Linked DNA regions of Homo sapiens: all the other regions are linked to region 1. The links are chromatin contacts, found by Hi-C or POLR2A ChIA-PET in ENCODE. All regions are on one chromosome and are shown on one strand. Each heading gives the region's core, a stretch centred on a gene start or an enhancer-like site at or near the end of the contact. The rest is flanking DNA. Distances are from core to core; before and after follow the strand shown.

Region 1 (2,919 bases), core at 222-2,721:
CACTGCACTGTGTCACCTTTCTATGATGTCAGGCCTCAGCAAGGCTTATGAAGGAACAGGAACAGCCTTGAAAATGAAGTTGGGAAGGGATAGGCCAGGCCTCCCAGGAGCCCAAAGCTTGCAGAGTCCCCTTGGTCTCATTGGCACATGGAGAATGGATTGATCAAGTCCACCAATCAAGTTTTGTGGGTCTAACAGAGCAACTCCTGCCAAGTGGGAGGAGCTTAGGGACTTTCTATAACCTCTCCTGGGGCAGAAATGATGGGCTGCAGCAGTGTCCAATCCTAACTCCATGATCTCCTGGGAGGGCAGGGCTTCATGGCAGTTCCTGTCTGCTCTGCACTAGAAGCTTGGCATTGCAAAGGGGCTCAGCTGTGGAATGAAGCAGGGCTTCTTCCAGAAATGTTGCATGTACTTCCTATTCCCTTTCTTTATTGCAATATGGATAATTTATCATCTGAGGAGGGAGTAGAGATTCCAGGGTAGCTTGCCTAAGAGTTGTGGCTTATTAATTCCAACTTTTTGCAAGATCAAGGGGGAAAAGCAATCCCTGATTTTGTGTGAGTATGGGGATTGGGTCTTGAGGCCCTGAAAGTGAGGTTCGGGTCTCACAGATTGCTGTGAAGAGTTATTGACCCACCTAGAAGAGAAGCCTAGCCCAGGGCCTGGCGCACAGTTGATGGGTTTGCTTCCTGGTTATTCTTCCGTCCTTGTCTGGAGCCCTGCACGCCTCTTCGTAGCTTAGGAAGAACAAGCTTCTCCCTGCGGCTCAGGGTGAGGAAGTGGGAGAGAACACCAGCTCCAGGGAGGCTTCTAGCACCAGTCAGCCTCAGTTAAAATCCTTGCACCTTCATTGACTAGCTGTGTGACCTTGCACGAATCATTCCCCCTCTCTGTGCCTCAGTTTCTTCATCTGTAAAATGGGGATCATAATAGTACCTCTCTCAAAGGATTGAGGTGAGGATGAAAGGAGTGAATCCAGGAGCATGCCTGGAAGAGGCAGGAAATGCCTCCTAGACAATAGCTATTTTTGCAGCCAGACAGATCTGGGTTTGAATTCTGCCACCAGTGCTAACTACTGTGTGATTTGGGGCAAGTGCCTTGACCTCTCTGGACAGCTGTTTCCTCATCTGGAAATGGGCTTGGTAACAGTCCTGGCTTCCAAAGTTGGTAGTGTTCTTCTAGTAAGCAAGCTGTGTGAAACGGTGGAACCCTGGCCCTGGTGCAGAGAAGGGCATGATGACCGTGTTAGGGTCTGTCCTCTCTGGAACCCCCTCCTGGGAATGGCAGAGGGCAGTGGGGTGCTCTGAGGCAGGCTGCTGCCCTGTCCCCACTCCCCCTCCCCAGCTGCCCCGCCCCAGCTGTGACGACCTTGTCCCTGCCTGTCTAAGGGGCAGGAAGGAAGTGAGGAGGGCAGCCAGCAGCTTCCCCTTCTCTGCCCTGCTCCAGGCACCAGGCTCTTTCCCCTTCAGTGTCTCAGAGGAGGGGACGGCAGCACCATGGACCCCCGCTTGTCCACTGTCCGCCAGACCTGCTGCTGCTTCAATGTCCGCATCGCAACCACCGCCCTGGCCATCTACCATGTGGTGAGTGTGCGGGCCCCGGGTGTGTGTGCGTGCGTGCTTGTGTGAGTGTGAATGTCTGCGGTGACCCGTCATCTACGGAGCCCCACAAATGAAAGAACTCCTGCTCTCCACCTCTCTGGGGGACCCTGGGCAAATCCCTGTCCTGCTCTGGGCCTCAGTTTCCTTCTCTGTCAAATGGCTGGGGGTACCCTGGGGAGATGCCGCAAGAGTGAGGAGTAAGGGAGCTGGAATCCACTTTCCAGGCAAATGTAACTGACGTTCACTCCGAGGCTGGCTCCGTTTCTGCCTCTGTGAGATGGGGCACAGCAGCAGCCGGAAGGTTATTTGTGTGCAAAGCCAACAGCAGATGTGAAAGTGCTTTGGAAGGCAGGGATCTTGGGAGGAACGTGGGCTGGGATTGTTTGACCGGGATGTGAGGTCGGCCGCAGACACAGCCCCGATTCTTCCCCTGGGGCCTGGAGGGAGCCTGGGCCACTCGAGGGGATGAGAAGTGGGGATCTCCCCTTTGTGCCTCCAGTGGGGAGGCAGGGGCCGTGTCCTCTCAGCTTCCAGCTCAGTCAAACCACGGCCTTCTGCCCACCAAAGAGAACTTGAGACCTGTGCTAATCATTAGGGTAACTTGTCCGGCCCAAGCTCTTGTTGGGCAACTTGTGAAGTCACGGCTGTCACTGGTTCCTCCTTTCCTGGTGACTCACAGTGTGGTCTTGGGCAAGTCACAGTGCCCGGGGGCCAAGGCTGCCCCTCTGCCTGGGGTGGCTGAGGGTCAGTGTCCTTGTACTGTCCTGCCTAGACCCACCCTACTCCCAAACTCCTGGCCACACTCATCTCCCCTAGACCCAAGCGACTTCCTCCTGGGGTGACTCAGGGCCTGTGGTTAACAGTTTTCTCATGAGTCTGGAAGGGCTTCCTCAAAATTAGCCTAGATCCACATGCTGCGGTGGGTTGCTGCAAACTCAGACCTGCCTGCGTCTGCTTCCTGTCACAGGCAGGGCAGGCAGAGCTGTGGCAAGAGCCCAGCCTTCAGGGGGGCGATGCTGTTCAGTGGTTAGCCCACGGCCTCTGGATGCAGACTCCTGCATGCAAATCCTGGCTTCCCTGCTTCCCAGCTCTGCAGCCTTGGGCAATTTACTTAACCTCTCTGAGCCTCAGTTTTCTCATTTAAAAAAATGGGGATGTGAATTATCATACCCATCTGATAGGGTTTGTTGTGAGGCTCAGGGAGTTGATACATACAAAGCATGCAGAACCACGCCTGACGCACAGGTGAGTGCTTTATTATTCGTTGTGCATCAGACATGGCACCTGCTGTCAGCATCCTTGGAGTCAAGTTGTC
Region 2 (2,919 bases), core at 109-2,608, 2.5 Mb after region 1:
GAGAAACATAACTGTCAAGCGACCTGTAATTGAGAGGCCAGGGCATTCCTCTTTGTAGGAGAGCCTTTACTGAAAGGCAAATTTATCATCTGAAGGTGGCTAAGGCAGCTGGAATCTGAGCAAGTGAAAGGACGAATTATTGAACTGCTCTACTCAGCAACTATCTGCTGGTCAGGGCTCCAGTTCCTTCCTTCCTTTTTTCATTCAATAAATATTTATTTACCATCTTGTGTGTACCAGGCACTGTGCCTGGCTCTGGGAAATCCAGTGGTGAAGCTAGCAGCCTAGCAGGGCATGGCAGGGTGCCACTGGCTGGGCACATTCCTCCCCTCCCCACTGCCTTGTATTTTTGGTTGGGTAAAGATCTCCTTCTTCTGTTGCCACACTCTCAACTCTTGCATCAGCTATGTTGAGGCCACTGATTGGCCAGCTATTTATATTCCTCAATCACCTTCCAGTCCCAAAGATACACCTACCTAGACTGGATTTGAAATGTTTTTGAGATGTCTTCAGCCTTAGATCCATTTCAGATTATGACCCTAATATGATTGTCATCTGTTCTGTATTCATTCTTCCTGAATTAGTTTTCTAGTCTCAAATTCTGAGATCACTTTACTATAATGACCTTGTAATGGGACCATTCGGGGGGCTGTGATTTATCACCCCAGATGTCATTTTCTGAGCTCTTCTTATTGTTTCCCCCCTCCCCACCCACTAATCTCAGATACAATTCCTGCCCAGGGGGAACTTTCAGGAAAGAAGTTCCACTCCAATTGGTTTGATAAAGCCAAAGAAGACCCATCCTTCAAGGCTTAGTCACACATTAATTCAATTACTCATGAAGCAGGCATTGTGCTAGGTGGGGAGGGAGGTCCTTCCTGCACAGAGCTGACAGGTGCCGAGCTGTCAAGCTACACAACCAAAATTGTCCTTTGGAGTTGTGCATTAGCAGGCAGTACAACCACAGACTCCCAGAAACAAAGCCAACTATCTCCTAAGAGCACTTCCCAGGAGTCAGGCAATTCGGGTGCCAGCTTTTAGCCAAGTAACCCAAACTGAATTTTTTTTTTCCAGCTCTTTGAATCTGTTTCCCTATCTGTAAAACAAAGAAATAGAAATTAGCTCTAAACTTGCAGAGTCATTATGGAGAGAACTGGTGCCATAAAGAACTGGCAGTGTATATAATTCGTCTTCTCGATTGCATACTGAGGACAGAAATCTTCAGGTTTGGAAACGTTTACCCTTCTTAAATGCAAAAACTAACGCACTGGGTGCTTTTGGGCAAATTGCTTGGTTGATTTAGTTTAGTTTTGTCGGCTGAGTGGTTCCTCAACGCCCCCTGCAGGCCAGATCCTGCTATAGCTAAGTCAGAATGGAGTAGGAAAGGGCTGGCCCAAACCGTTTTGAGTTTATAGGATTGTTAGGGTCCATGTCACCGCCTGAAGGTCTTGAAAAGAGGCCAGGCAACAGCTAAGTAAAGGTCTGTGGTTGCTGAAGATTCCCCCTGCTGCCAGCAAGGACCAGAGTCCTAAAATACTTCACAGCCCGAATGCACTTTCCATTGTTTTGGCTTACTACCTCTCTTACAAGGCAGGAAGCCTCAGGTCGAGAGAGAGGAATTTGCCCAAGGTTCCCTAGGAAGTTGGCCACAGAGTGGAGACTAGAATCTCGAGGTCCAGGGCTACCTACACCTTAATAGGCTGCCCCAGGAGAGAAGCCTCACATTTTCAGAAAGAACAACTTCTCCCTTTCCTCTGGTCTCCCTTCCTTCCCCAACCCTCCACTCCTAGAGGCTCTATACATCCTATTCTCAGAGAACCACCCTGAGGCTTGTCCCTGGAGCAACGCCTCTGGCCTCCCACCATCCTGTCCTACCTTTCCCTATCCCCAGCGGAATTCTGTACCCCGACCCCCTCCCTAAAAAGGCCACACTTGGAATCAGGATATCGGAGTTGAAGGTTCCAGTTCCAACCCTTTCTTTGTGAACCTCAGCAAAACACTTCACTTCTCTGAACCCGTTTCCTGTTTTTTTGTTTTTGTTTTTCTTTTATTACGTTTTTGTTTTTCTGAGACAGGTCTCGTTCTGTTGCCCAGGCTGGAGTGCAGTGGCGCGATCATAGCTCACTTAAGTTTGGAGCTCCTGGGTCCTCTCACCTCAGCCTTCCGAGTAGCTGGGTCTACAGGACTGCATGTTAAATGTTAAATGGGGCAATAGTTTACCTCCACCGTTCTATTGTGAGAATGAGAGCTTATGCATGGAAACCCCTTAACAAGGCTTGATGCAGATGAAGTGCTCAATAAACTGTAGATTATCTATATTTTTACTGTTATTTTGAAGGATCTGGCTCAGTGACTGGCTGATAGTGGTGGGTGTTCAAGAAAGGTGCCTACAACCATTAATATTAAAAGTTTGGCGCACATAGCCTGGCATTTAGTTGCAGTTTAATAAACTGTGGCTAGTATTGTTTTTTTGACCCCAGGACGCCCAGTGCGGTTTCAGCGTTAACAACTCCTTAGCGAAAATTGCAGAACAGACTTTTCGCTCAGCAACAGGCTCCTCTTACGTAAACCGCACCGGCCAATGAGCAGGAAGATGGGCGGGGTTTCTTGGCAGCCAATAGTAGCCCGCAGCGGCGCGCAGGATAGGCCCAGGCTGGTTTCCAGGCTGCGTACGGAAACGAATCCCCGGGGCTCTTTGACTGGGGGCGAGTCTTCGAAGTCGCCAGGCTCTGCCTATCAACCGGGTCCTGATTGGTGCAGGCTGTGGCGGTCCGCCCCTGACTCCGTCTAGCCCCGCTCCGCGAGAAGAGGCTGAACTGCCCCATCTGCTTCTAATTTCTTTCTTTCTTTCTTTCTTTCTTTTTTTCCCCTCTTTTCCTTTTCTTCTTTTAAATATACGTTTGGAAATTTGCCGGGCGT
Region 3 (2,919 bases), core at 289-2,788, 2.4 Mb after region 1:
TTTATACATCAAAGTGGTGGAGAGAGACCAGATCTGTTGTGGCACTGGCCTTCAAATCAAAGATTCATTCATTCAAAAACGTTTGAGTATTTCCTTATATGGCCAGTTCCAGGAACTGATGACACAGAAATATAGAAAGGAGATCTGGTCATGGAGTTACAGCATTACCTTCTAGTCTCAAGTTCTGAAACCTCCACATTACCTGTGCAATCTTGAGAAAGTCCTATCTATAACCCCTCACCCTGGGACTCAATGTCTTCCTTATAAAATGAGGCCAGTGATTTTTTTTTTTTTTTTTTTTTGAGACGGAGTTTCACTCTTGTCGCCCAGGCTGGAGTGCAATGGCGCAATCTCTGTTCACTGCAGCCTCTGCCTCCCAGGTTCAAGCGATTCTCCTGTCTCAGCCTCCCGAGTAGCTGGGATTACAGGCGCCCGCAACCAAGCCCAGCTAATTTTTTTTGTATTTTTAGTAGAGACGGGGTTTCGTCATGTTGGCCAGGTTGGCCTCGAACTCCTGGCCTCAGGTGATACTCAGGTGATCCGGCCTCCCAAAGTGCTGGCATTACAGGTGTGAGCCACCGTGCCCGGCCAAAGGCCAGTGATTTTTAACTCCCAAGGCTATGTGGCTCAAACGAGATAATAAAGAGGCAACAAAATTCAGAAGAACTGAAAAAGTGACTTAAGGGACCTTCGTTTTATAGATGAGGATATTGAGACTTGGAGAGGGACAGAAGGATACACACAGCAAGTTGGTAGCAGAGTTTGGACCAAACTAACATCTAGGCGTTCTATCTCTCTGAAAATGCCTTCCCCCGTACGCTTTTCTTTTTTGGTGACAGGATCTCGCTCTGTAGCCCAGGCTGCAGTGCAGTGGGGAGTTCCTAGCTCACTATAACCTCGAACTCCTGGGCTCAAGCCGAGTAGCTGGGACTACTACAGGCGGGAGACCACACTGCGGCTAGCCTAAAAATGCCTTTTAAAGAGAGCCAAGGCCGGGCGCGGTGGCTCACGCCTGTAATCTCAGTACTTTGGGAGGCCGAGGCCGGCGGATCAACTGGAGGTTGGGAGTTCGAGACCAGCCTGACCAACATGAAGAAACCCCGACTCTACTAAAAATACAAAAAATTAGCCAGGCCTGGTGGCGAGCGCCTGTAATCCCAGCTCCTCAGGAGGCTGAGGCAGGAGAATCGCTTGAACCCGGAAGGCGAGGTTGCGGTGAGCCGAGATCGCGCCATTGCACTCCAGCCTGGGCAACAAGAGCGAAACTCCGTCTCAAAAAAAAAAAAAAAAAAAAAAAGAGAGAGAGAGCCAAGGGGAAGTTATTTTAAGATGATGGTATATAGGTCCTTCTAAGCCGGCATCCATAACACGTATCCAATTAAACACTAGAAGCACACCTCCTTGAGGCTGTAGTGTCTTCTCGAGAAGCCGGGAATTATATCCACCCGCGCACCTAGGAGCTTTTGAGCGACGATTAGATACCAGCACTCCGGTTACCCGAGCCCGGGAAGCCCCCAGATCGGTGCAACCAGCCAACTTCCTCCTCTTCTCACTTCCGGTCGGAAGCCGACGTCTCACAAACCTCGAAACTGCCGTTCCCAAACGTATGGGTGCCGAGAAGGCCGAAGAGCTTCATTGCGGACAGACAATCAGAGGCGCATGCGCAAAATTCCGGGCTGCTGTATGAAAGATGGCGGCCTCCTTTGGCGCTTTCCTCCGGGCGCTACCTGGATCCTTGACGTCATAGGCCATGCTCTAGGAAAATCTTTTTAGGTTTGACAACCTGGAGATGTATTTGTGTAGAAAGTCTCTTGGAACTGATAGGACTTACAGAGATTATAGTGGGTTTCAAAAGAAAAAAGAACTGAGGGGTTGGGCGCGGTGGCTCACGCCTGTAACCCCAGCACTTTGGGAGGCCGAGGCAGGCGGATCACTTGAGGTCAGGAGTTCGAGACCAGCCTGGCCAAGATGGTAAAACTCCGTCTCCATTAAAAATACAAAAATTAGCCGGGCATGGTGACGCGCGCCTGTAATCCCAGCTACTAGGGAGGCTGAGGTGGGAGAATCGCTTGAACGCGGGAGGCGGAAGTTGCAGCGAACCGAGATCGCGCCACTGCATTGTAGCCTGGGCTACAGAGAGAGACTCTGTCTCAAAAAAAAAAAAGAGTCTGGAAAAGGAGTAGGTCCAGATCCAGGAGTACTCTGCAGTGCCATACCAAAGAATACATGTGAGCTTTAAAAGAACCCTGGCTACAACATGGAGAAAAGTTTGGGAAAGGAGAGAGCCTAGAGAAAAAAGACCAGGCCGGACACGGTGGCTCAGGCCTGTAATCCCAGCACTTTGGGAGGCCAAGGCGGGCAGATGGCTTGAGTTCAGGAATTCAAGACCAGCCTGAACAACATGGTGAAACCCTGTGTCTACAAAAAATACAAAAAATTAGCTGAACGTAGTGGCTCGCACCTGCAGTCCCAGCTACTTGGGAGGCTGAGGTGGGAGGATTGCTTGAGTCCAGGAGGCAGAGGTTGCAGTGAGCTGAGATAGCGCCACTGCACTCCAGCCTGTGCAACAGAGGGAGATCCTGTCTGGAAAAAAATTAAAGAAAAACGACCAGTTAGGCGCTTTGGTACAACTCCAGCTGAGAAACAAATGTCAGAAAAAGATTTTAAAAATGTAAAAAGAGGACAGGCGCGGTGGCTCACGCCTGTAATCCCAGCACTTTGGGAGGCCGAGGGGGGTGGATCACGAGGTCAGGAGATCGAGACCATCCTGGCTAACGGTGAAACCCTGTCTCTACTAAAAATACAGAAAATTAGCTGGGCGTAGTGGCGGGCGCCTGTAGTCCCAGCTACTTGGGAGGCTGAGTCAGGAGAATGGTGTGAACCTGGGAGACAGAGCTGGCAGTGAGCCGAGATCGCACC
Region 4 (2,919 bases), core at 274-2,773, 2.3 Mb after region 1:
TTCCTGCATGGTTTGTCTCCCCAGTAATTGTCGACAGGACTCTGGGAAGCTGTAGGAATATGCAGGCGCAGACACGAGGCCCAGCTTTATTTCCAACGTTGTGGAAAGGGACTTGTACATCATGGGGCAGAGCCCTATGCTCCCCTACGCCACTTGGACAGAGCCCGGGGAGAGTGACCTCCCGGGTGTATCCACGTTGGACAATCAGTGTAACGCATAAATTTACAGAATCCAATAGGAAACAATTTCATCCATTCATGTTACTACAGATCTTAAACAAGAAAGCAAACGAGTTTCCACCCTGTCCACAGTGGGGTGTTAAAAAAAAATCGGTTTCTAGACTGGTAACATGCATATTCAGCTATTCTAATTACTTTACAATAGGCGGTTAGTACTATGTGGAAGGTACCGCAGAAGCAAAGACAACAATTAGGCCCAGCTATCCTAAATTCAAATGAAACACGTGGACTTGTTAATTACCCCCAAATCGGCCAGGCACGATGGCTCACGCCTGTAATCCTAAAAATATAAAAATAAAAATGACCCAAATCACAAAAATACGAGAAAGCATAATTACGAAACGCAATGCTTCCAAATTATGAAAATCTTCGGCCTGGCGTGGCGGACCACAAGGTCAGGCGTTGGAGACCAGCCTGGCCAACATGGTGAAATCCCGTCTCTACTAAAAATACAAAAATAAGCCAGGCGCGGTGGTACACGCCTGTAGTCCCAGCTACTCGGGAGGCTGCGGCAGGAGAATTGCTTGAGCCCAGCAGGCGGAGGTTGCAGTGGTGCGATCAAATAAAAAGAAAAATTGAGAAAATTCTTAAAGGCAAATGAGGATCCAGAATAAAACTGTGTGCAATTATATTGAGAACGACAATGTGCCTACTATGAGGCAGTAAGATAAACAGTGGGGGTGGCGGTGCACCTTCAGAGGCTCGCTGGGTCGGGCGGCAGCCCTGCGGGTCCCGAGGTCTCCATGGCCCACTTCTGGCCCAGGCCCGTCTAACGCGTACTTTAGAGTTGGGACCGATGCCGCCTAAGACACCCATATATAGTTTTAAATTACATGATTTCCGGCCAGGCGCGGTGGCTCACGCCTGTAATCCCAGCACTTTGGAAGGCCGAGGGTGGTGGATCACCGGAAATCAGGAGTTCAAAACCAGCCTGACCAACATAGCGAAACCCCGTCTCCACTAAGAATACAAAAATTGGCCGGGCGTGGTGGCACGTGCCTGTAATCCCAGCTGCTGGAGAGGCTGAGGCACGAGAATCGCTTGAACCCGGCAGGCGGAGGTTGCAACGAGCACTGCAGTCCAGCCTGAGTGACAAACCGACTCCGTCTCAAAAAAAAAAAAAAAGTAAATAAATAAAATACTATATGATCTTCCTAGGGAAGCTCGGCTACTGATCTATAGCATTAGACCCACAACTCCGGTGGCAAGCATCTGATCACACTTACCAAGGATCACACTTACCAAGGAGAAGAAGCGACCACTGCGAATCTGTCTCCAAAAAGGAGAGAGAAAACGCGAAGCATCCTTTTTAAACCTTACGAAGTGCCCGGAAGTCCTGGAATGTCTATTGCGCGTGCGCAGAAGCATGCGCAGTTAGAGAATCAGAAACTCACTGAGGCTTCTGGGAATCTACTGCAGATTGAGCCCCACCCCTTCCTGGCTGGGAGGCCTCTCGCGGTAGTGGATCCTTCCCGCGGGACCTTGCTGGGGAATGTACGTTACAGAAATAGGTTTGTAGGTATGTAGCTGCAGAGGACGTTTACTTCTGTGCAATCACTGGACTCAGTCTGTAGGATATGCCCTTAGATAAACTGGCCAAAAAGTTTTTGGAAGAGTCGAACGCGGTGGCTCACGCCTGTGATTACAGCAGCTCTGAAGGCCGTGAGGGGCGGATCGCTTGAGGCCAGGAGTTCGAGACCGGCCTGGGCATCATGGCGAAACCCCGTCTCTACAAAAAATACAGAACATAAGCCAGGCATGGTGCCGCGCACCTCCAGTCCCAGCTACTCGGGAGGCTGAAGCATGAGAATCGTTTGAACCTGGGAGGCGGTGGTTGCAGTGAGCCGAGATCGCGCCGATGCACTCCATCCTGGTCGACAGAGCGAAACTCTCTCTCCAAATAAATAAGTAAAACGTTGGAATAATAAGAATGCAGAATGAAAAAAATACATATAGAGAAATACGGAGTATCAAAAGGAATTGAATCTGCTCTGTCACCTGTGAAAGAAATAATTTGATAAATGTGAAGGTAAATAAGATGAAAGTGCCCCTAGACGAATCAGATAAAAGTTTAAAAACTCCAGGCCTGGCCCGGATAAAAATAAATAAAAATAAAAAATAAAAAACTCCATTGCACAACAGTGTGAATGAATGTAATTAAAAGCACTGCCCTATACTCTTTCTTTTTTTTTCGAGATGGAGTTTTGCTCTGTCACCCAGGCTAGAGTGGAATGGCGCGGTCTCGGCTCACTGCAACCCCGGCCTCCCGGGTTCAAGCGATTCTCCTGCCTCGGCCTCCCCAGTAGCTGGGATTACAGGCGCCCGCCACCGTGCCTGGCTAATTTTTGTATTTTTAGCAAGACGGGGTTTCACCATCTTGGCCAGGCTGGTCTCGAACTCCTGACCTCAAGCAATCCACCCGCCTCGGCCTCCAAAGTGCTGAGATTACAGGCATGAGCCAGCGCACCTGGACTTTTTTTTTTTTTTTTTTTTTGAGACGGAGTCTCGCTCTGTCGCCCAGGCTGGAAGGAAGTGGTGTGATCTCGGCTCACTGCAACCTCCACCTCCCAGGTTCAACCAGTTCTCCTGCCTCAGCCTCCCGAGTAGCTGGGACTATAGGCATGCCACCATGCCCGGCTAATTTTTGTATTTTTAGTAGAGACCGGGTTTCACCATGTTG
Region 5 (2,919 bases), core at 109-2,608, 2.2 Mb before region 1:
AGCCTCCGCGCCCAGCCCCAAGGCAGTCTTCTTAAAAGGAAGAGGATGCATCTTTCTTCCCTTTTTCCTTCCCACTGTTTGGAATATGGACCATAGTGAGGTGACCTTAACACTGGAAGCCAAATACTGAGGATGGCTGAACAGCCCTGAACTGCCTACTTTTGGACTTATATTTCATGGAAAGAGAGAAATTTCTGGCTAGGTGCAGCGGCTCATGCCTGTAATCCCAGCACTTTGAGAGGCCAAGGCAGGAGGATCGCTTGAGCCCAGGAGCTCGAGACCAGCCTGAGCAACACAGGGAGATTTCATCTCCATGAAAAAAATAAAAATAATAGGCAGGCCTGGTGGCGCACCTGTGCTCCCAGCTACTCCAGAGGTTGGGGTGGGAGGATCGCTTAAGCTTGGGAGGTTGAGGCTTCAGTGAGCTGTGATCACGCCACTGCACTCCAACCTGGGTGACAGAGCAAAACCGTCTCAGGAAAAAAAATAAATAAATTTCAATCGTAAGCTATTTTTTTCTTTTGTTATTTGCAATTGAATGTAATCCTGATACATTCCTGTTGTTGAAGCTGTTTGCCTGCCTCCCACTAGGAAGCCTAAGGGTCCAGATCCTCCCCCAGTCAGAGGAATGGGGAACTAGAAAAAGAAAGGCAAAGGCACTGCCAGGCAAGAAAACGCTGGGTCTCCTTCCACAAGTTTGGTAAGTAAGCAAGATACCAGGAGGATAGAATGGTAAGTGAGCCTAGAAATAGACTATTATATACATAGGGTTTATTAAATACATAGAGAACACTGAATGCTAGACTAAGAAATTTGGACTTTATTCTGGAAGTCCCTTGCAATAGGGGACCTTGTCTGTTTTATTTTCTAATGCCTCGCACTTTGTAGAAGCTCAGTGAATGAATATATTCTTTATTAATTTATGCCGTCTGCTTAATAAACAGAAATGTTGGAAGGTGAACCAGTTGGGAGTCACCATCTGATCAACCCCTGCCTGCTTTTTATAAATAATGTAACTGAACCATCATTTACTGGAAGTGGCAATCAACCTGTGAGGAACGGCAAACCAAAAAGTCCACCTTGGGTGTCATGGTGATGGAATTGGAGGCGGAGACCAGGGAGAGCAGCGGGCTAGGATCTCTGAGAGTCTCCGCAACATGGCGGCCCTGGAACCACCTGACCGGCAGGAGGCGGAGCTCCGCCCCAGCTCGCTCGGCCCCACCCCGCTCGGCCCTGCCCAGCGCACTCCTAGACCGGGGCGCAAGGGTTGTGAGGTGTTTGAGCGAAGCGCCTGCGCAGGGCAGCGGCGCGCGGGGCGGAGGCTTTATAATCACTTCGTCGTTGCCGCTCGGCTTCTATCGCCGGGAGGGCGGTTGAGGCGGTGGTGGCGGCGTCGGCGGCGGCCGGGCGCTGGCTGAGGGGCGCTGAGGCGGGAGCTGTGGCGGCGCTGGGCGCCCCTGGCTCCTCGGCCTCTGCCGGCCATGGGCTCCGAGAAGGACTCCGAGTCGCCGCGCTCCACATCGCTACATGCGGCCGCACCCGACCCTAAGTGCCGCAGCGGCGGCCGGCGCCGGCGCCTCACCTTGCACAGCGTCTTCTCTGCCTCGGCCCGCGGCCGCCGCGCCCGGGCCAAGCCGCAGGCCGAGCCGCCGCCCCCGGCTGCGCAGCCGCCGCCCGCCCCGGCCCCTGCCGCGGCCCAGGGCCCGCCGCCCGAGGCGCTGCCCGCCGAGCCGGCCGCCGAGGCCGAGGCGGAGGCCGCGGCGGCGGCGGCGGAGCCTGGGTTCGACGATGAGGAGGCGGCGGAGGGCGGTGGCCCGGGCGCGGAGGAGGTGGAGTGTCCGCTGTGCCTGGTGCGGCTGCCGCCTGAGCGGGCCCCGCGCCTCCTCAGCTGTCCGCACCGCTCGTGCCGGGACTGCCTCCGCCACTACCTGCGCCTGGAGATAAGCGAGAGCAGGGTGCCCATCAGCTGCCCCGAGTGCAGCGAGCGACTCAACCCGCACGACATCCGCTTGCTGCTCGCCGACCCGCCGCTTATGCACAAGTACGAGGAGTTCATGCTGCGCCGCTACCTAGCCTCGGACCCCGACTGCCGCTGGTGCCCGGCCCCGGACTGCGGGTGAGCGCGGGGGCGTGGCGCGGGTGGCGGCGGGCTGCAGCCGAGGGGCGTGGCTGGGGGCAGCAGGGACCCCGCGTGGGTGTCCCAAGCAGGGAAACCCGCAAGGCGGCAGCTTCGGCGGGGTGGTAACCATCAGGCAAGCCCAGACTAGTGGTGTGAACGCACCCGACACCCCGCCCCCTGCCCCAGGGCTCGAGGTGGCTGCTAAGCATTCGGTGAGGGGAAGGGAGCTGTCCAAGTTAGGAGACAGGGAGAGGCGGTTTTTTTGTTGGGGGAATGCCCTCTGTCCGGAGGTGAGGACAGTATCTTTTTTTTTTTTTCTTTTTTTTTTTGGAGACGGAGTCTCGCCCTGCCGCCCAGGCTGGAGTGCAATGGCGCGATCTCGGCTCACTGCAACCTCCGCCTCTCAGGTTCAAGCGATTCTCCTGCCTCAGCCTCCCGAGTAGCTGGGATTACAGGCGCCCGCCACCACACCCGGCTAATTTCTTTGTATTTTTAGTAGAGATGGGGTTTCACCATGTTGGCTAGGCTGGTCTCGAACTCCTGACCTCAGGTGATCCTCCTGCCTCGGCCTCCCAAAGTGCTGGGATTACAGGCGTGAGCCACCGCTCCCGGCCAAGGTGGGGAGTATCTCTTAATGAGAGTGGGGAGGGGATATTTGGCCAAGGAGGGAATGAGAATATTCTGAGGGGGCAGCGCGTCGGAGGGGTGTGTCCACTTGGCTAGGGACAGACTTAGCATTGCAGAAGAAGGCGTGTTCTCCCTGACAACCACCGCTGAAAGTTGGGATGGAGGTGACTGGG
Region 6 (2,919 bases), core at 268-2,767, 2.1 Mb after region 1:
TCCCGGTTACCAAAGCTCCAGCCACCTTGGCCATCTTGGTCCTTGAGTAAGTGTTTTCCTTACTGAAGACCATGGCTCAGGCCATCAGCCAGCTAGATAAGTCTGGCTTATTCCAGTATTCTCTTCTATCACCCTTTTGTGCAGTTGCTAATGGTCTGTTTCCCACTCTAGGTTGCAAACTTTCTAAGGACAGAGATCATCCGTCTTAGCCACCAGTTATGTACTCAGCACATAGCAAAAGGCTTGTCACACAATGAGACTCAAACACTTGTCAAATGAACGTATATACATTCAACCTGGGTCTTAAAAAAGATGTATAGGCATTCAACAACAAAAAGTGGTATGCCGGACCCTAAAAAGAATGGAGAGCAGTGGCAAGGAAATAAGGCTAGGAATACAGCTTAGAGCCCAATGTTCATGAGGACTTGAATCTGAGAATTTGGATTGGGTGGCAGTGTAGAGGGTGGACTGGGAACGTGGTAGGATGAGGATTAGGAAGATATAAAGACAGGGCAGGATGCCGCACCAATCTGGGCACCTCTTCCTAATTTCTATGTGGCTCACTCTGGCCTGTCACAGCTCTTTATACAATTTTTGGTGTGTTTGTGGGTTCTTCTCCATCTTACTGTGAACCTTACAGATGCTGGAATTGGGTCTTACTTGCATGCCTAACATTCCAGCATACAGTAAAAAATAACAGCTGTTCTCTTTTTTTTTTTTTTGAGACAGAGTCTCGCTCTGTCGCCCAGGCTGGAGTGCAGTGGCGCGATCTCGGCTCACTGCAACCTCCGCCCCTCCAGGTTTAAGCAGTTCTCTGCGTCAGCCTCCGGAGTAGCTGCGATTACAGGCGCATGCCACCACGCCCGGCTAATTTTTTGTATTTTTAGTAGAGACGGGGTTTCACCATCTTGGCCAGACTGGTCTTGAACTCTTGACCTCGTGATCCACCCTCCTCGGCCTCCCAAAGTGCTGGGATTACAGGCGTGAGCCACATAACAGCAGTTCTCACCAAGCATCTGACAGCCGAAAAACTGAAAGCATTAGAGAATGCTACAGGACAGGCTTTGGCTTAGTAGTGAGTTCTGAGTTCAAGCTGAGGCTCTGCACTTATTAGCTAGAACTTTGCTTAATCTCTCACAGGTCTCCTCTAAATGATTAAATGGCGTAACGGAGGTAAGCGGATTAGCACAATTCCCGGCAAACAGTAAGCACTCAATTGTTACTACTGAATTGCCAGTTCACAGGCACAACCAACCGATCTCTCTCATCTCCTGGTTCCTCTGTTGCCAACTTCCTCGTTGAGGTCCAACAGGATACCTGTGGGGTAATGTGTCCCAGATGATATCCCAGTCCTGACACCAAGACAAAGGCACCAACCAAAAATGGCGACCTCAAAGCCATCCGAGGGCGTCAATTACCCGTCATGCTACCGATAGATAAATAAGCAGCGTCGGGAAGAAAAGCTAGTGAAGGATTCTTAACGCCGGGTTGGAATACGCAGAGCTCGCTCATGCTGCCACTCAACCACAAGCAGTTAAAAGCGCAAGCTGCAGGGTGTACCTACACACAGCTCAATATCGCCACCACGTGTCGGAGGGCAGTCTGCGCCTGCGCAAGCGAGGCGCGCGCCCGCCGGCCGGAAGAGCCGCGCGTTTCCGGGTTGGAGGCGGGGAGCGGTGCCGGAAGTAGTCGGGGAGGGCCGCGCAGTCGGACCGGCTGCTGAGACGAACGCTTCACTGGGGCAGTCTCTGCATATCATGGGGAGATAGACGCTGCTGCCTGTGAGTCTTGGGCCCTGGCAGTTGAGGAACAAGAGCGGGAGGAGGGAGTCAGGACCCAGACCTACAGTGGGTCAGTGTTCGAAGGACCAGGTTGTGGACGAGACGGGGCTGTGAGGATTCAGGCTCTTGGGAAGGGACTGACTGAGAGGATCAGGCTCGGAGAAGACGCGGCTGTGGGGACCCGGGCTCTAAGACGGGACTTAGGGAACGGGGACGGATGCGAGTTCTCCGGCATCTGAGGGAAAGTGGTCTGAGAGGAGCAGGATTATGAGGACCCGCACTCCTACGAGGAAAGGGTCAGAAAGGAACGGGGCGTGAAGACACAGGCTCCGGAGAGGTAAAAGTGGAGCGGTGAGGACTTGGGCTCCTAAGAGGCAGAAGCGGGACAGTGAAGACCCGGGCTCCTAAGGATTCAGAAACGGGGCAGCGAAGACTTAGGTTCCTGAGGGGCAGAAGCAGACAGAGAAAACTTGAGTTTGGAAGGGAACAGAAGCGGGCAGTGAAGACTGGGGCTTCTTTGGGGACGGGATCCGGGCTTTGAGACTCCGAGTTCCTGAGTCTCGGAACAGGGCTGTGAGTACCCAAGCTCCTAAAAGCCTTGGATCTAAGGGACCATGGATATGAGATCAGCCTACAAAGTAAAGGGAAAGGGTTTGGAAAAGATTTAGTGATCCATTTTTTCACAGTATTCCCTGAACCCAGAGAGATAAAGGACGTATTCAGGGGAAGACAACTTCTCCTTCGCACTGCCTACTTGGCTCTTGGCAAGCTTTTCTTGTGTCAGATACTCAATCTAGGAAGCCCATATGCAAACATCTTCATTTTCTGCTTCATTCTTGGGAATCAGATGTGAAGTTGAAAACAGTTGGAACTCAGTTATGTACTTGATAAGTGCTTTAAATCCCATTCCACTCAACCCTGAATGAGCACAGATCTCTGCATCTCAAATAAAAGAATGTCAGTGATGGAAGAGTCCCAAAAGATCATCTTTTAAAAACTCCTATTTTACATTTAAGAAGGCTAAGGTTCAAAGAGGCTTAGGATTACAGTGAGGCAATGGTTAGTTAGATCATAATTTTAATACAGTACCCTTCTGTGCGTAGCAAATGAGATGCTTGGTTAATGTTCCTTAAATGCT
Region 7 (2,919 bases), core at 123-2,622, 2.1 Mb before region 1:
GTAACTAAAAACACTGCAGGACGGAAAAAACAACCCAGGGCTGCAAATCTTTGCTTTAGGTAACATTTCACTAGATGAGGGTGCCAGGATTCTCCTCCCACATGGACACAGAGAACAGATGCGCTAAGCTGCAGCAACAGGTTTCTTTTCAAAAAGAAAATGTGCTTTAAAACACTTCAGGCAGGTCTGGTAGAGCTTGGAGTCCCTAATAAATACACAAAACACCGGAGATCAGGTTAGGGCAGGCCGTGGGCAATTCAACCACTTCTAGGACCTTTCCAGGGCCCACTGAGGTAATAACTGCTTTCCCTCTTGCCCTGGAAGTAACTGGTGACGCCGCCTCCAGCCCTTGAGGAGCCGGAGAAAGGGTGGCCCAGGCCCAACCTTTGGAGGATACTGCCTTGGCTCTCTCTCACAAATGCAACGGCCCGGGACGGTGTCGCCTTCCAGGAAGGGCCTTTGCGTCTCCCTCCCCCGGGGACACCGCGAATTCCCGCCTCCCGGCGGAAAGCGGGAGAAGCGAGAGTTTTCTCCCCGCCCCTCCCCCAGTAGGGGCAAACCCGCCCCTCAGCAGGCCTGTGCTGTGCGCTCCTCTCCCGGGGACCACCGTCCTCAGATCTCCCCAGGGAATGGGTCGTCCTCTTCCTGCCCCCACCCGCGAGACGCGGCAGAAAAGCCCGCGGCTATCTTCCCGCCAGCAACAGCCTCCCGCCGAGCCGGCCGGGACAGAGGCGGCCCCCACCCCCACTGGGCAGGGGACTGCAGACGGCGCTCCCCGACTCTCAAGACGACCAGGGAGCTTCCCTTTTCCTCAGCGGGGTGAGGGGCATCTGTCGCCCGCCGACTTGGAGGTGGAGGGGCAGGGACATTCCCTCGCCATCACCTCAGGAGCTAGAACGCGCCCTTCTCGCAGCAGGGCGTGGGCCTCCCAATCCCTCCAAGGGGCGGACGGCGTGCGCAACCCCCTGGAGAAGCAACAGGCGCCCCCATCCCCCTCCAAGCCGGGTAACGCCGACCCCCTCGTCCCTCCCGCTCTTCACCTCCGGAAGCCGGGCCAAAGCCTGGGCGAACGACTGCGCCTCACTCCGCCCCCTGCGCCATTTTATCGCCCCCTCCCCGACCTCCCCTACCCCGAGTCAGCCGGGCCAACACCAGGGGGAGGGCAAACCAGCAGTGATTGGCAGGAAACCGTCCCGCCTCTAGGAGGGTTGTGCCCCGCTCAGGCGCCTCAGCCCCGCCCTCCGCACCGCCCACCGTGCCCACTGGCTCCACCTTTTCCCGTCTCATCGACCTGCTCGACTCTCTGCTGCTCCTCACTTTTTCCGGCCGCTGCCGGAGGGGTCCAGGCCGAGTAAGCGGAGCGCCGAGCCCAGCTGATGCAACCTGGCTGGACTCGCGTGACAGTTCCCGGCACGCGGCGGCGACGGTGACCCAGGAAGGGGCTCTGGTGCCGGGCTGAGCGGGGGAAGCAGGGGTAGCGGAGCCATGGGGGACGCTCCCAGCCCTGAAGAGAAACTGCACCTTATCACCCGGAACCTGCAGGTCAGGCCTGGGGGTTGGAAATGCGCCGTTGGGGATTAGGAGCCCGAGGTTCAGTGATTTTGAGCCCCATTACGGGGTTCTAAGTATGTGGGGCCGGGGACTCGGCGCTGGCGCAGCTCTGAGAGAGCCTGTAGATCTCACTGCTGGTCGGTCAGTCAATCAAGCAGCCCTTCCCTGGGTTCCCCAGAAATCACAGTGGGCTCACCTCTTGCGTCCAGTTGTCTTGTGTTGGAGCCAAACTTTGAATCCAGGACTCCCATTCCACCCCCCTATTAAGTGCCAGACGTGGTGCTTAGTCGCTGGGGATACGTCAAGGGCCTGCCAGAGCTTGTCTGAAGGGGATCAGACGTTAAAAATGACCCATTACGGTTCAAGTAAGTACTGGAAGATGCTATACTGGGAGCTTTAAAGGGAAAGAGAGAAGGGAAGGCTTCCCTGAGGAAGTGACCTCCAAACTGCGCCTTGAAGGAAATGGATCCCCCCCCCTCACTCCACAAATGTTCCGTTTGTTACCAAGAACTACAGGAGTAGAAGTGAACCAGAGGAAGAATGGAAGAATAAGGAGGGAGAGCATTTCAGATGGAGGAAACAGAAATTGTGGCAAATTTAGCTGGAGTGGAGTGAGCAAAGTTATGAGGAAGCACTTAAATATTTATATTGCTTACCCCTTAACTTTTTCAGGCTTCTGACTGTTGTCACCTTATCAGCGACGCATGATTTCCGACCACTTTATTTAAATAACAAACCCTCTGGCACCAGAACTGCCCCATACCTTGCTCTGCCTTTTTTTTGTTATTGTTTCTACATAGTATACATTTTATTTATTTGTTTAAGAGAGGTAGGCAGGGACCAAGTCACGGGAGCCTTGCAGGCCTTATTCTGTTCAATTTTAAATTGGGCTTCCTTCTAAGAGTAGTGATAAATCAGTTGGGCCACACAGCCTGTTCTGTTTTTTCTTTTTAGAGATGTACTTCACATACTATAAAATTCACCCTTTTAAAGTGCACAATTCAGTGGGTTTTAGTATGTTCACAAGGTTGTGCAACCATCACACTATCTTTTTTTTTTTTTTTTTTTTTGAGGCGGAGTCTCGCTCTGTCGCCCAGGCTGGAGTGCAGTGGCCCAATCTCGGCTCATTGCAACCTCCGCCTCCCAGGTTCACGCCATTCTCCTGCCTCAGCCTCCCGAGTAGCTGGGACTACAGGTGACCGCCCCCACGCCCGGCTAATTTTTTGTATTTTTAGTAGAGACGGGGTTTCACCGTGTTAGCCAGGGTGGTCTCGATCTCCTGACCTCGTGATCCACCCTCCTTGGCCTCCCAGAGTGCTGGGATTACAGGCGTGAGCCACGGCTCCCGGCCACAACCATCACACTATC

What was found. Hi-C counts contacts between places; a loop is a spot of excess contacts on that map. ChIA-PET counts read pairs that join two places held with the same protein, here RNA polymerase II (POLR2A). Pooled maps may share reads with other maps.
Region 2: a loop to region 1 is called in a map with no recorded cell type, with 14 times the contacts of the local background. The contact joins the enhancer-like site here to the promoter of LAPTM5 in region 1. A Hi-C loop is called at or near these places in 2 of 37 single-sample maps with no recorded cell type and 8 of 50 pooled maps. POLR2A ChIA-PET finds 5 or more read pairs at or near these places in 1 of 52 experiments (GM12878).
Region 3: a pooled map shows a loop between it and region 1 (8-fold over the local background). The contact joins the promoter of MED18 here to the promoter of LAPTM5 in region 1. A Hi-C loop is called at or near these places in 6 of 50 pooled maps. POLR2A ChIA-PET finds 5 or more read pairs at or near these places in 2 of 52 experiments (AG04450 and naive thymus-derived CD4-positive, alpha-beta T cell).
Region 4: a loop to region 1 is called in a map with no recorded cell type, with 11 times the contacts of the local background. The contact joins the promoter of RCC1 here to the promoter of LAPTM5 in region 1. A Hi-C loop is called at or near these places in 1 of 37 single-sample maps with no recorded cell type and 5 of 50 pooled maps. POLR2A ChIA-PET finds 5 or more read pairs at or near these places in 1 of 52 experiments (activated CD8-positive, alpha-beta T cell).
Region 5: a map of OCI-LY7 shows a loop between it and region 1 (8-fold over the local background). The contact joins the promoter of RNF19B here to the promoter of LAPTM5 in region 1. A Hi-C loop is called at or near these places in 1 of 168 maps with a recorded cell type or tissue (OCI-LY7), 3 of 37 single-sample maps with no recorded cell type and 6 of 50 pooled maps.
Region 6: a map of GM12878 shows a loop between it and region 1 (4-fold over the local background). The contact joins the promoter of TAF12-DT here to the promoter of LAPTM5 in region 1. A Hi-C loop is called at or near these places in 1 of 168 maps with a recorded cell type or tissue (GM12878), 4 of 37 single-sample maps with no recorded cell type and 6 of 50 pooled maps. POLR2A ChIA-PET finds 5 or more read pairs at or near these places in 5 of 52 experiments (Caco-2, GM12878, T-cell and 2 more).
Region 7: a loop to region 1 is called in a pooled map, with 10 times the contacts of the local background. The contact joins the promoter of YARS1 here to the promoter of LAPTM5 in region 1. A Hi-C loop is called at or near these places in 1 of 168 maps with a recorded cell type or tissue (natural killer cell), 4 of 37 single-sample maps with no recorded cell type and 10 of 50 pooled maps.

The regions. Positions count from the first base shown.
Region 1 is chr1:30,756,326-30,759,244 of GRCh38, reverse strand. LAPTM5 (lysosomal protein transmembrane 5) reads left to right here and starts at 1,471. Exons shown (of 8, transcript NM_006762.3): 1 at 1,471-1,586. The coding sequence starts at 1,500. RefSeq lists enhancers at 322-391, 1,460-1,739, 1,868-2,664.
Region 2 is chr1:28,247,075-28,249,993 of GRCh38, reverse strand. No RefSeq gene overlaps it. Among named protein-coding and RNA genes, the nearest start is that of SESN2, 11 kb to the left of the region's middle. RefSeq lists enhancers at 1,392-1,591, 2,833-2,919. Within about 2 kb of position 1,358, at least 39 of the 41 ENCODE cell types and tissues checked have a DNase peak (open chromatin) inside an H3K27ac peak, as active enhancers do; they include GM12878, where a contact is called at or near this core.
Region 3 is chr1:28,327,659-28,330,577 of GRCh38, reverse strand. It overlaps MED18 (mediator complex subunit 18), which reads right to left and starts at 1,538. Exons shown (of 3, transcript NM_017638.3): 1 at 1,398-1,538. RefSeq lists enhancers at 489-996, 997-1,504.
Region 4 is chr1:28,504,647-28,507,565 of GRCh38, reverse strand. RCC1 (regulator of chromosome condensation 1) reads right to left here and starts at 1,523. Exons shown (of 13, transcript NM_001381865.2): 1 at 1,482-1,523. SNHG3 (small nucleolar RNA host gene 3) reads right to left here and starts at 1,623. Exons shown (of 4, transcript NR_036473.1): 1 at 1,482-1,623; 2 at 1,239-1,346. SNORA73A (small nucleolar RNA, H/ACA box 73A) reads right to left here and starts at 201; the gene lies at 1-201. RefSeq lists enhancers at 1-223, 415-709.
Region 5 is chr1:32,963,248-32,966,166 of GRCh38, reverse strand. It overlaps RNF19B (ring finger protein 19B), which reads left to right and starts at 1,358. Exons shown (of 9, transcript NM_001300826.2): 1 at 1,358-2,116. The coding sequence starts at 1,482. RefSeq lists silencers at 1,074-1,643, 2,004-2,213 and an enhancer at 1,259-1,763.
Region 6 is chr1:28,641,854-28,644,772 of GRCh38, reverse strand. It overlaps TAF12-DT (TAF12 divergent transcript), which reads right to left and starts at 1,517. Exons shown (of 2, transcript NR_146730.1): 1 at 1,010-1,517. It overlaps TAF12 (TATA-box binding protein associated factor 12), which reads left to right and starts at 1,706. Exons shown (of 6, transcript NM_005644.4): 1 at 1,706-1,781. RefSeq lists a silencer at 1-156.
Region 7 is chr1:32,815,811-32,818,729 of GRCh38, reverse strand. YARS1 (tyrosyl-tRNA synthetase 1) reads left to right here and starts at 1,372. Exons shown (of 13, transcript NM_003680.4): 1 at 1,372-1,542. The coding sequence starts at 1,486. It overlaps S100PBP (S100P binding protein), which reads right to left and starts at 1,077. Exons shown (of 7, transcript NM_022753.4): 1 at 1,041-1,077. RefSeq lists enhancers at 121-230, 664-833, 1,201-1,510, 1,259-1,758, 1,759-2,260.